Linked DNA regions of Homo sapiens: region 2 is linked to region 1. Evidence: chromatin contacts called from ENCODE Hi-C or POLR2A ChIA-PET data. All regions are on one chromosome and are shown on one strand. The core of a region is the stretch at or near the end of the contact, and the rest is flanking DNA. Distances in the headings are between cores, read along the strand shown. Region 1 holds the start of SP4 (Sp4 transcription factor). Region 2 holds the start of FAM221A (family with sequence similarity 221 member A).

Region 1 (6,693 bases), core at 1,583-4,082:
AAGGGGTAGAATTTTTCCTTCCTTCCTTCCTCCCTCCCTTTCCCCTCTCTCCCTTTTTTTTTCTTTCTTTTTTTTTTTTTTTTTTTTGACACAGTCCCACTCTGTTGCCCAGGTTGGAGTGCACTGGTGCCATCTTGGCCCAATGCAACCTCCGCCTTCTGGGCTCAAGTGATCCTCCCGCCTCAGCCTCACAAGAAGCTGGGACTACAGGACAGCGCCACCACGTCGGCTAATTTTTGTAGAGCCTGGGTTTCACCATGTTGCCTAAACTGGTCTGGAACTGCTGGGCTCAAGTGATCCGCCCGCCTTGGCCTCCCAAAGAGCTGGGATAACAGGAGTGAGCCGCGCCCCGTGTAGAATTTCAACACATGAATGGGGAAGGGGGCAGAGAACACAAACATTCAGTCCATAACAGCCAGGGACTAGAAGACTTTGGTCCACCATAAAAAGCAGGACTTATGTTTCATGGATACCAGTATTCCCACTTATCTATAGGGTGGAGAATATTTAGGACTTTGCAGATTCATACTGATGGTAAGCATTATTATTATTATTATATATTTTTTGAGACGGAGTCTTGCACTGTCGCCCGGGGTTGGAGTGCAATGGCGTGATCTCAGCTCACTGCAACCTCCACCTCCCGGGTTCACGCGATTCTCCTGCCTCAGCCTCGCGAGTAGCTGGGATTACAGGCGCACACCACCACACCTGGCTAATTTTTTGTATTTTTAGTAGAGACAAGGTTTCACTATGTTGGCCAGACTGGTCGCAAACTCCTGACCCCCTGATCCACCCGCCTCGGCCTCCCGAAGCATTATTTTTAATCTATGGTTCAGAGTCAGTGACATTGCCTCTCTGAAGCAGGTTTTCCAAACGAAAACGACAATGAAAGCCCCAATTCATAAGACTGCAAAATGTCTTCATTTATCTTGGTGAACTGGGAGGAGGAGGGGACCTGAGGATAGAGACAGTATATACGTAAATGTAAGAAGCACTTTTGAGCTTTCTATATTGTACACGATGGGGAAAAAGCACGTTGTTCAGGGATCTCTGGCTCATTGTATAAGATGGGGTAGACAATACCATGTAATTCTTTATTCGAATTGCTTTGTCTTGCTGCATGGCTTTGTCATCAGCTGATTTTGCAATTACCTTAACAAGCAAAGGAAATGCCAGTCAAGTTCAGCATCTGGGACCTCCTCACCATTGCAACATGTCAGGCCTCAGGCAGGAGACAAAAATGCCCAAGGCTGAGTGTGAAGCCCAGGTAAGAAGTGAGACAATGGCTTTGAGCCTGGGGTGTAAGCATGCCTTGTTCCCAAGGCCAGTATTTACATGTGGGGTCACTTCCACCTTTGGTACAGTTAATCAGGCGCTGATTACGTTCCATGGCATCATCCTGACTTCAGGACTTTGTAGGAAAGCTGAGGCAGGACACTGCTCAAGTGCATTTGACAGTAAGATGCTTTGTGCAGCCAGATGTTAATTCCACTTGCCCTTACGCTTGCTTACGCTACACCGTAAGCGGGGCTGACCCTTATGGAGCTGGGCTTTTCTTCGCCCGGAGACTCTTGTCAGATAAGGCTTAGAACTCCGCCAACCACTTAGGCTTTTAGGCAAAACGCGATGCAACCCTTCTTAGAAGGCGGGTCACTGCTCTGCACCAGCTGCCAGCCAGAGAGACAACAAATAAAAATGGAAGATCCTTCTCCGTGAGAAAACAGGCCTCGGACTCAAAGCAGGGGGCCTGAGGGGAAGGTGAGCAAAGAAAGGCAAGGCGAGGGCGCTGCTTCAAGAAGCCGGGTTCATTCAAACCCCGAGGACAGCAAACCCCGCCTCCCCACGCCGCCGCCCGCTCAATCGCCGAGCGCTCCGGGTGTGAGCTCGCCCCGCGGGGAGCGGCTTGGAGCCGAGGAGGCGGCGGCAGAGGTGGTTTGGGCAGCCCCGCGCGGCGGATAGGCCCAGGCAAACAACACCCATTCCCCCTCCTCCTCGCTCAGTTCAACTCCCACTCGGCCCCGGCCACGCCCTGCCGCCACCGCCCCCTCGGGCAGCTTTCCGCTCGGCAGCCAGGCCTCGGTCGGGGGCGGGAGAGAGGCGGTGCCTCGAAGAAGGCACCGCGACCGCCGGAAACTACGAGTACCGACAGCCTTCGCGGTAGTGCCCCACCCCCTTTCTCCCACCACTCAGCGCGCGTCACCCTGGGCTCAGCCAATGGAGACAGAGCCAGGGAAAAAGGGCGCCCGGGTCCGGATGCGCCTCAGGAAAGCCATGCTCCCTGCGCGGGGGCAGCGGGCAGTTCACCCAGCGCGCCGACCTGTTGGTGGTCCGCGCGCGCCCACGTCCGCCGCTCTCGCTTGCCTGGATCAAGGGCCCTACTTTTTTCTTTAGTGGCAATTGGAGGGATTGCTGGAGGGGGTTTTTGAGTGGAGGGCGCTGGGAAATGAGTAGGGGGCGGGATATCCTGAGACAACAAGTTTGGCTGTATGGAGGGCCTACCGGCAGCGCTCCTGAGCTAGAACGCCGAGAGAAAGAGCGCCAGAGGAGCCAGGGAGGAGGAGAAGAGCTGCTAAAGGAATAACCCCGAGAAAGGGGGTGGAGAGGAGGCGGCCCCAGCGCCCCGGCCCCCGGCAGGTCGGCGGCCAATCCGCTGGGGGAAGGGGTGGAGAGTCGGAGGCTCCGGCGGAGAGAGGCCGAGGGGGGTGGGGAGTCGGCCAGGCTCGCACCGCCCTGGCCCCGCCCCCGACCCGCGCCGCCGCCCGCGCCGCGCGCCGCCGCTGTCAATCAAGGGCGAGTCAGCCGGGCTCGGGCGGAGAGAGGAGCTGCTACGCCACAGCCCAGCGGCGGCCATTCGCGGAAAAAGAGGCAGAGCCTGTGCCAGCTACAGCCTCCTCCGAGCCACCGCGGGCGGGCGGGACCGGCCTCTCCTCCCGCCTCGCCCCCACCCCCACCCACCTCTATCCCAGTGTCTCCGTCTGAGGGTTTGTCCTGTTAATGCGGGATGAGCGGTACGTATTCTCCACCCCCCTCAGTCTCCTTCGCCGCCTCCCTCTCTCCCTCCCTCCCCAGACCCTGCTCGGTTCTCCCCCCTCCCCCGGGGCCGCTGAGATGCTTTAAGGGGAGGAGGAGAGGGCGGGAGGGAATCGGGGAGGGAAGGAGGGTTGTGTTTTGTCTTAATGTCTGAGAGAGAACAACCTCCTTCTGGGTGTTGCTCTGGAGCCGATGGGTCGGGTTTCAAACCACGTTTTGTGATATCCCCCTCCTCCCTTCCCTCCTTCTCCCCCACCCCCTGCCGGTGTGCGTGGATCGCGGGTTTATGGAGATTAATGTTCGGGGGGAGGGGGGAGAAGAGGAGAGGAAGAAGACGAATAATAATAATCCTAATAACCTGTTGTCGTGTGTGTGTGGTGGGGGGGTTTGTTGCAGATCAGAAGAAGGAGGAGGAGGAGGAGGCGGCAGCGGCAGCGGCGATGGCTACAGAAGGAGGGAAAACCTCTGAGCCAGAGAATAACAATAAAAAACCCAAAACCTCAGGCTCCCAGGTAAAAGCAAACAAATTAAAAAAATTCATCACGACACATTAGGAGAGAGAGGGAGTTATGCCCTTTGAATGTCCAGAAGTAACAGAATAAAATGTTTATCCACTCAAAGCATCTTTCTGAGAGTGTGGAACTTAAATTGTAAATTCATCAAGTTTTCACCTCTTTGAGGGTATAACGCTGTTTAAAATTACATCAGGAATTCAGACTATAAGAAAACGGTGTGTGTGTTCCCAAGGGCATTTTGAGTTTAGGAACATAACACTTTACAAAGTTGTAAAGAAATTTCCTTTTATTTAAACTTGATATTATAGGACTTGCTTCCTTATTCATATAGTTCTTATCTACTTTTGTTCGTATTTCTTTTTGATTTCTGCTGCTTCCTAAATTGTTATGTAGAGCTGTCAAAATAAGTAACCCCCTGGCAACTACTGGCCTCCACTAAATCCGCCCACTTTTTTTCCCCCCCCCCTCTCCTTTACCGTCCCATTTTGGGTAGGACTCTCAGCCCTCTCCTCTGGCTTTACTGGCAGCTACTTGCAGCAAAATAGGGACTCCTGGTGAAAATCAAGCAACTGGACAACAACAAATTATTATAGATCCAAGTCAAGGATTGGTGCAACTTCAAAATCAACCACAACAGCTAGAACTGGTAACAACGCAACTTGCTGGAAACGCTTGGCAACTTGTTGCCTCCACTCCTCCTGCTTCAAAAGAGAATAACGTTTCTCAACCAGCCTCTAGTTCGTCTAGTTCTTCCAGCAGTAATAACGGGAGTGCATCTCCTACAAAAACTAAATCAGGTAATTCTTCCACCCCTGGTCAATTTCAAGTCATACAAGTACAAAATCCAAGTGGTAGTGTACAGTACCAAGTAATTCCACAACTTCAGACAGTGGAAGGTCAACAAATTCAAATCAATCCAACTAGTAGTTCATCTCTACAGGATTTGCAGGGTCAAATTCAGCTCATTTCTGCAGGTAATAATCAAGCTATACTCACAGCTGCTAACAGGACAGCTTCTGGGAATATTCTTGCTCAAAACCTGGCAAATCAGACAGTTCCGGTCCAAATTAGACCTGGTGTTTCAATACCACTGCAGTTACAGACTCTTCCTGGTACTCAGGCTCAAGTTGTAACAACCCTACCAATTAACATTGGAGGAGTGACTCTAGCTTTGCCAGTGATAAACAACGTGGCTGCCGGAGGAGGGACTGGGCAGGTTGGCCAGCCTGCTGCTACTGCTGATAGTGGGACTTCCAATGGGAATCAATTAGTTTCCACACCCACCAACACCACTACTTCTGCCAGTACTATGCCAGAATCTCCCTCCTCCTCCACTACCTGCACAACCACTGCTTCAACGTCTTTGACAAGCAGTGACACATTAGTGAGCTCAGCAGATACTGGCCAGTATGCAAGCACATCAGCCAGTAGTTCTGAACGCACCATTGAAGAATCTCAAACACCTGCTGCTACTGAGTCTGAAGCCCAGAGCTCCAGTCAGCTTCAGCCTAATGGAATGCAGAATGCACAGGATCAATCAAATTCTCTTCAGCAGGTGCAAATTGTAGGCCAACCTATCTTACAGCAGATCCAGATCCAACAGCCTCAGCAACAGATCATTCAGGCTATTCCACCACAGTCGTTTCAACTCCAGTCAGGGCAGACGATTCAGACCATCCAGCAGCAGCCTTTACAGAATGTTCAACTTCAAGCAGTAAATCCGACTCAGGTGCTTATCAGGGCTCCAACTTTAACACCTTCAGGGCAAATCAGTTGGCAAACTGTACAGGTTCAGAATATTCAGAGTCTTTCAAATTTGCAAGTTCAGAATGCTGGGTTATCCCAACAATTAACCATCACCCCAGTGTCTTCAAGTGGTGGCACAACTCTTGCTCAGATTGCTCCTGTGGCTGTTGCTGGTGCCCCAATAACTTTGAATACTGCCCAGCTTGCATCAGTGCCTAACCTTCAGACAGTGAGCGTTGCCAACCTGGGTGCTGCAGGTGTTCAAGTGCAGGGAGTTCCCGTTACAATCACTAGTGTTGCAGGTAAGTTCTGACATCTTTTTAAGTACCTTTTAAATAGTTTTTCATAACAATTATTGCTTTTCTCTCCTAATTCTAAGGTTTGACGTAGACCTCTGAAGTAAACACACAATCATAAGGAACCAGAAATAGCAATATTATACTAACAAACATAGCTCTGTAGTAATCAATGTGACATGTTCACTTTTGTAGATTTTATAATAATGTGTTAAATTTGTTAGTTTTTTAAAAAGTATTGTTTTATGGGACAGAGCTTTCTGATTAGAATCATAATTGCCTTCTGTAATTTAGTGGTCTTATTTGAGTACATTCCAGCTCTTCAGAAAGAACCCTAGTCGAAATGATATTTATCTCTTCTTTGAGGGAAAGTAGTTTTAAACTGAATTGGTATATATAATTGTGAGTCTGTTGAACTTTTAATTCTGTGGTGTAATAAGGCTAACTTTTTTTTAGTGGAAGTTATTTCTCAAGCTTCAGCATCTTGTCGCCCATGCTTTTGTGTTTTATTACACTGGTTTTAAACTAGATACTGATGCAGTTGAGAGATAATTTTAAGTTGTAAATTGTTTGGTTAACTTTTATGCCTACTTTTATGCTACTATCAGGATTTGAATGAATAATCCTTCATTTATAAAATTATATTTAATTAAATCATGGTCATTGTGTGATTTGTAGATGTTTAATGTAAGGTTGGTGGAAAGCAATGAAAAATGTTGACAGTAAAATGTCACTAATTTGAATTAATTGTGGTAAAGTTATTTTTAAACCTATTGTAAAAGCAGTTGTTATTTGTTATGCATATAAATAGCTCCTTCTGAAGTACTTGGGAAGTAGTTTTAATCTTTTTTGGACCAGTCTTATTGTACCTAATAACTTTTGTTTTCTAGTAATTAAACCCTTTTCATTGATTCTGATTTGATGAAAACCTCGTTGTGTTTTAGTGCCTTTGATACTTCCAGACCTTGTTAGTTAAATATTTCTATTTTGATAATGTGGGATAAATAAGTTTATCACTTTTGAATGATCTTTCTTGAAACAAGTTGCAGAAAAATTACGCTAGGGTTCTTCTTTTATGGTTAATACCTGAAGTAGGCATATATATG
Region 2 (6,693 bases), core at 1,946-4,445, 2.3 Mb after region 1:
ATTGAGACCATCCTGGCCGACATGGTGAAACCCCGTCTCTGCCAAAAATACAAAAATTAGCTGGGCGTGGTGGTGCGCGTCTGTAGTCCCAGCTACTCAGGAGGCTGAGGCAGGAGAATCGCTTGAACTCAGGAGGTGGAGTCTGCAGTGAGCTGAGATCATGCCACTGCACTCCAGCCTGGTGACAGAGCGAGACTCCATCTCAAAAAAAAAAAAAACCCAAAAAACAAAAAACGAAAAAACAAGTTATCTGTTGGAGATACATACTGAATAATTATCTTTCTTGTCTTGTAGCTATCAACTGTCAAACCATTAAGACAATAAGAATCAGGCTGATCAGGATTAAGAATGACTGAGAGAAGATTGCAGAGACTTAGACTTTAAGCTGGGTGCAGTAGCTGGTTGAGATTTTGGGACTGCCTTACTTAGAGGTCTGATGAATGCCTTTAGTGTGCAATGCCTGCATGGGAAGAAGGGCATGCATGGATATTAATCAGTTTAAGGATAAGCTGTCACCAACCATGTTTCTTGGTGAACTAAACACATTTTTAACCCAACACACATTTCTTTTTTTCTTTTTTTTGAGATGGAGTTTCACTCTTATCACCCAGGCTGGAGTGCAATGGCGCCATCTCAGCTCACTGGAACCTCTGCCTCCTGGGTTCAAGCAATTCTCCTGCCTCAGCCACCCCAGTAGCGGGAATTACAGGCATGAGCCACCACACCTGGCTAATTTTTGTATTTTTAGTGGAGATGGTGTTTCACCATGTTGGCCAGGCTGGTCATGTACTCCTGACCTCAGGTGACCCACCTGCCTTGGCCTCCCAAAGTGCTGGGATTACAGACATGAGCCACCGTGCCCTGCCCCAACACACATTTCTAACCCTCTCCTTGACAATTGCCATCATAGAGCCTGGAAAACTAAGTACTGGATTGGCTTTCCCAGTTTTCTCTATACCAAGGTGTGGCCATGTGAGACATAAATGAAAATTTTTTTGCAGAGGCCTCTAGGAAAACTCTTTGATAAAAGAAACAAATGATGTTGGTGGCCCTCCTTTTTCCTTTCTTGAATTTGGGTATGATTTCTGGAGTTGTAACAGCTCTTGCAACCATGAGGAAAATGCTCTAAACCAATGTGAGCAACTACCTACCCCCACTCTTCTTTAAAGCAATAAAAAATAAAATTTATGTTTAATTAAGCCACTGTTAGTTGAATTATTCTGTTATTTTCAGAAGAAAGCATTCTTAACCTATACATCACAGCAAAATGCTGGCAAATCCTATCTCATAAACTTTCATGAGGATTGAATAAATAAAATGCCTAACACTTGCCTAGGCAATTTACATGTTCCTCTGTCCACCCTACTTCCTAGATCAATTTAGCTACACATTGGGAGGAAGTTATAGTTTGATTATACCTTTTTATTAAAGCAGAGGTGAGTACCATATACAGTATTTTAATTTGCAAATCTGTCAGCTTTATGTAAGGTCAGGATAACATTTTCTAGTTTGTTCCATACTCTTATTCGTCACGCTCAATATTTTTGTTGACTTCTTTGGCCAGAAGAGTTTACTGCTCCAGCATCTTCCTGGAAGAGTCCACAATTGGGCTAAATCTATTTTAACCATTTCCCTCTAGATTTTTAAATTGTACTTGCCTACACAGACATTCCCCTGCCACTTTTCTGTAAGCCTGCAGAGCCTGGCATTTTCTTCTATTTTTCTTTGTTAGTTCAGTTGCTGCCTAAAAGCAAGACTAGGCTCTCATAGAGGTAGAATGGGGCTGGGCGTGGTGGCTCACGCCTGTAATCCCAGCACTTTGGGAGGCTGAGGCGGGCAAATCACGAGGTCAGGAGATCAAGACCAGCCTGGCCAACATGGTGAAACCCTGTCTCTACTAAAAATACACACACACACACACACACAAAAGCCAGGCGTGGTGGCTAGTGCCTGTAATCCCAGCTACTCAGGAGGCTGAGGCAGGAGAATTGCTTGAACCTAGGAGGCAGAGATTGCAGTGAGTCGAGATCCCGCCACTGCACTCCAGCCTTGGAGACGGAGCAAGACCCCATCTGGGAGGTGTCGGGTGGAAGAGGTAAAATGGACAGCAGCAAACCACACGTGTGATAGGAGAGAATACTGAGCTGAGATCAGTTTCCTAAAATATGAATCCGATTTCAGGATCACTCATTTATCTGACTGTCAAGAACGCCTCTGAACAGGAGGAAGACTTTGGGGAGAGGGTGGGGTTTGTTGAAAGGGTACCGAGAAGGGAGGTGGGTGGTACCCAAACAATTTGTTTACATAATGTTTTATGGACCTGAAATATGTAGAACAGTACTTTGAAACTAAAGTACTGTACTGAAGTTTAATTATTTTTCTTATTGTTTGCATATTCTCCCTCCCAGATACTTTACAGAGGGCGCTAAAGCTGATCCCCTGGGAGCTTCAGAGTTTAATGACTTCGCCTGAAGATTTCCTATTCTTTTCCACAACGTGCTAAGTCAAATTATGGCCAAATTACCAATCGCATGGTAATTCAGCTTCTAAATATATTTTGCAGAGTGTTTCCAAAAGTTAAAAAACAACAACAAAACTTCACCTAAATTGTTTTTACTTGCTTCACCTTAAATCAGTTATTCGGTTCCTTTGAAGAACATGTAGCTTTAGCAACCCCCAAAGTGAACCCAGATACCCAGGACTACTGATTGTTACATCAGAGTTTTTGAAAACGCCAATACTGGAAACAGGCCGACAGTTAAGGAGAGGCAGGCCTCAAACTAAAGCAGAACCTTCTCAAAACTACTTATATTTCAAGAGATGGATTAAGCGAAAAGAGCTGTACAAAGAAATAAGCCATTTTCTATGCGCCTGTTATATGCAAGGCACTGCACTCCCTTGTCACTTGTTAATTTACAAGAAGACTCGCCGGTCCAGGGAAGGGAGAGGGGAATAGGTGCAAGGTTTGTGGAGGGCGGCAAACTGCACTCCATGTGGCGCGAGGCTGCGCTTGCGGAGATCCGGGTTCTGGTGCCTGGCGCCGGCAGCCAGTAGGGGCGCGCGTCCTGCGCAGTTGCCGCGCGCGGCCTCCTCGGGCTTCAGGCCGGGCCAATCAGGAGGCGGGCGGGAGGGGGCGCGGTACCGGGAGGGAACGGGGCGGGTCGGGCTTCGAGGTCAGCTGGTCCGCAGGGAAGCCTTTGGCTTCCCCACCGGCAATGGAGCGGTTGACGTTGCCTCTCGGCGGCGCGGCGGCGGTGGACGAGTACCTGGAGTACCGGAGGTGAGGCTGTGGCTCCGGGCCTGCCCCCCCGCCGCTCCGAGGGGCCAGGATCCCTGGGCTGGGGGCGCGAGCAGGGGCCCGGCGGGCGTCCGCGGGGGTTCCCGGAATCTGTGCCTGGGCTGTTGGGGGAGGCCTAGATGAATTCCAGTTTAGTCTTTGCCTAATTAAATATTGTAGGGCCACGCGGTTCTATGCAGTGATGAGTCTTCCAATAACATTTAAGAGGCCCCTCTGCTCCCTTCCAAGAAGGATGACTAACTCTAGATTGATACAGAGGTCCAGCTGTTTTTTAAATGGCCATTGAAAACAGGCACATCGAGTACTCGGGGCTATAGAAGTTAGCATACATCAAATTAACCCAGTAATTGAGTCAACCGTGAACTTCTGAACGCGCTCCCCACCCCGAGGTGCTGGTTTTAGGAGAAAGGCACCGACTGGTGTTTGGTATTCTGGAGAAACCCCTTCCGAAACTGGAAACGGAGTCGCTCCTTTGGCCTGAGGACGCGGTTCATTGTCCTGGATCCTGACCGAGGCTGGTGCACCTGCAGCGACGCGCTCTTTTTCCGCTTCCTGGGGTTTTTGATCGTCCGGAATCTGGGCGGATGGGAAGTCCTGGAGAGGACCGCCTGAGGACGCGGAGTTGGGGCGGGAGGATGTGTGTGTACAAGCGGAGGGGAGACGCTCCAGGCTCCGCCAGGGAGGCCGGAGCGAGCGACAGGGGCTCCTCTGCGGCATCGTGGGTGGCCCAGATGACCCAGAGGTGTGCGCGCAGACGGCCCCCCAGCTGACTGTTCTCCCCTGCTCTGACTGCCCTGTTTGTGTAGTTTTGGGTAACCCTTAGAACTGCCTGGATATTCTGAGCCAGAAGAATAAGGGCTAGGAGCTTGATGGGGTCAGTTCCCACGCCCGGTTCAGGGTCAGAACAACCACCATCCCGTCCTCTCCCAGAGCAGAGCCGGCTCCTTTAGCCTCCAGTTCTCCAGAGCTTTTGCCTGGGAGCAAGTTGCTGGAGCTGGTGTTGACTGATAACTTGGATATTTAGATATGTGAATTGTGGGCCTCCAGTTGACTCTTGCCTAGCTCCGAACATGTTAGGGCAGACCTATGTATGTAGTTATTTATTTTATTGAGAAATTATTTAGTTATTTATTTTATTGAGACGGGGTCTGACTCTTTCCCAGGCTGGAGTGCAGTGGCGCGATCTCGGCTCACCGCAATCTCCGCTTCCTGGGTTCAAGTGATTCTCCTGCCTCAGCCTCCCGAGTAGCTGGGACTACAGGCGGCCAGCTAATTTTTGTATTTTCTGTAGAGACGGGATTTCACCACGTTGCCCAGGCTGGTCTTGAACTCCTGGACTCAAGCTATCCACCTGCCTCGGCCTCCTAAAGTGTTGGGATTACAGGCCTGGGCCACCGCGCCCGGCTGGGAAATTATTTTTGCAATCGTAAATAACTTGCAACACTTCCCTCTGAAAGAGATTATCAGGTCCTTTACTGACGTCAGAATTTTAGAAAAGTGGGGAAAACAGGACTTGAGTACCTAGATATGAAAAGGTGGGCTGGGAAGGTGGGGTGGGAAGATGAGTCAAAATATGAGTTTAGAAGGAAACAAACTTTCCTTCCGAAGAGTTTTCCTGGATTTGCTCTTGCCTAGGTACTTCGGTGGGAGTCGGTTGGGAGGGGAAGCATGCAGCCTTGTTACTCACACTGTGGGAGGCCCTGACCAGTGTCCTGGCATCACCTGTTAGCTTGTTAGAAAAGCAGAATCTCAGGCCCACTGCAGACCTATTATTATTATTATTATTTAGAGTCTCGCTCTGTCACCCAGGCTGGAGTGCAGTGGCACTATAATGGCTGACTGCAACCTTGACCTCCTGAGCTGAAGCGACTCTCTCTTCTCAGCCTCCTAACTAGCTAGGACTACAGGCATGCATCTCCGCACCCAGCTAATTTTAAAATTTTTTGTAGAGATGGGATCTCACTAGGATGCCCAGGCTCATCTTGAGATCCTGGCCTCAAGCAATCCTCCCACCTCAGCCTCCCAAAGTGCTGGTATTACAGGTGTGAGCCACCACATCTGGCTTTATCATGTGTGTGTGTGTGTGTGTGTGTGTGTATGTATATATATATTTATTATTATTATTATTATTATTATTATTTTTTTTTTTAGATAGAGTCTTGCTCTGCTGCCCAGGCTGGAGTGCAGTGGCGCTATCTCAGCTCACTGTAACCTCTGCCTCCGTGGAAGTGATTCTCAGTGCCTCAGTTTCCAGAGTAGTTGGGATTATAGGTGCCCACCAAAATACTAATTTTTGTATTATTGGTAGAGACAGGGTTTTGCTATATTGGCCAGGCTGGGCTCGAACTCCTGACCTCAAGTGATCCTCCTGCTTCCGCCTCCCAAAGTCCTGGGATTACAGGCATGAGCCACTGTGCTGTGAGTCTTAATCTGCATTTGAGCAAGATCCCCTGGGGATTCTGTAAGTACAATAAAATTTGAGTTGCACTGGTCTAGAACTTAAATACCAATGACATCTTACTTTTAAAAGATCTTTTAAAGATCCGTATTTATCTTAAGATCTTAATACCTGTTGGTATTCTTGATAGCTACAAGAAAATGAAATGGCCCAAAATTTATCTCAGAATTAAATGCCCTTTGTTTCTTTACTATTATGTATCTAGATTGTTTATGTAAAGAAGGCGGTTTTGATTATTTCATAGCTTATAAATTGGTTTTTCTTTTTTTCTAATGGCAAGTACATAGAGCAATGGTTTTTATTTTCTACCGCAGCTAAAGGCTTCAAAGTATGGAAAAAAGCATGTATTGCACAAAAAAGTATGTAGCATTCCACAAACATCACTTTTTGTGACTTTTCAAGGGGAGTATTTTCAGGGAGAAATGTCTTCAGTTTTGGAAAAACTTCTTTTAGTCGTGCTTTCTTTTCCTCCAGGGAGGCCAACTCTTAATTTCTTTTCATAGAAATAGTGGGGGCTTTATGTTTTCCCATAATATTTTGGGTTCTTACTTCTGAAATTAACCCATGATAAACTTGATTACCTAACACACAGATGTGGTTGGAGCTTGTGCTGAGCCAAGTGTGTATTTAGGTTCCGCATTAGTTTAAACCCCTGGCCAGGGTTTGGAGACAGGTATGGAAATTAGTCATGTTGGCTTCTGCTTTGATGTTTTTTGTACTCTTTTGGGATACATTTTCAAAGGAGGTAAATGTTAGAATTTTGAGCAGTTAAGGCTCTACCTTTAATGAGAGGAATGAACATCTTTGCTTCAATATCAAAGGAAAAGCTGAGACGAATATGTGGTAATCCTCTGTTGATAAACCTGGATCAGTAAAGTTGCATTATGAATTCATTGTCTTTCCTATTTATAACCCTCTTATATAGGAAGTGGAGGGG

Evidence for each region. Hi-C counts contacts between places; a loop is a spot of excess contacts on that map. ChIA-PET counts read pairs that join two places held with the same protein, here RNA polymerase II (POLR2A). Pooled maps may share reads with other maps.
Region 2: a loop to region 1 is called in a map of ascending aorta, with 6 times the contacts of the local background. The contact joins the promoter of FAM221A here to the promoter of SP4 in region 1. A Hi-C loop is called at or near these places in 1 of 168 maps with a recorded cell type or tissue (ascending aorta), 1 of 37 single-sample maps with no recorded cell type and 10 of 50 pooled maps. POLR2A ChIA-PET finds 5 or more read pairs at or near these places in 1 of 52 experiments (activated T-cell).

The regions. Positions count from the first base shown.
Region 1 is chr7:21,425,251-21,431,943 of GRCh38, forward strand. SP4 (Sp4 transcription factor) reads left to right here and starts at 2,833. Exons shown (of 6, transcript NM_003112.5): 1 at 2,833-3,008; 2 at 3,427-3,542; 3 at 4,039-5,593. The coding sequence starts at 3,002. RefSeq lists silencers at 1,767-2,156, 2,537-3,126.
Region 2 is chr7:23,677,004-23,683,696 of GRCh38, forward strand. FAM221A (family with sequence similarity 221 member A) reads left to right here and starts at 3,196. Exons shown (of 7, transcript NM_199136.5): 1 at 3,196-3,280. The coding sequence starts at 3,216. RefSeq lists a silencer at 3,130-3,419 and an enhancer at 3,750-3,999.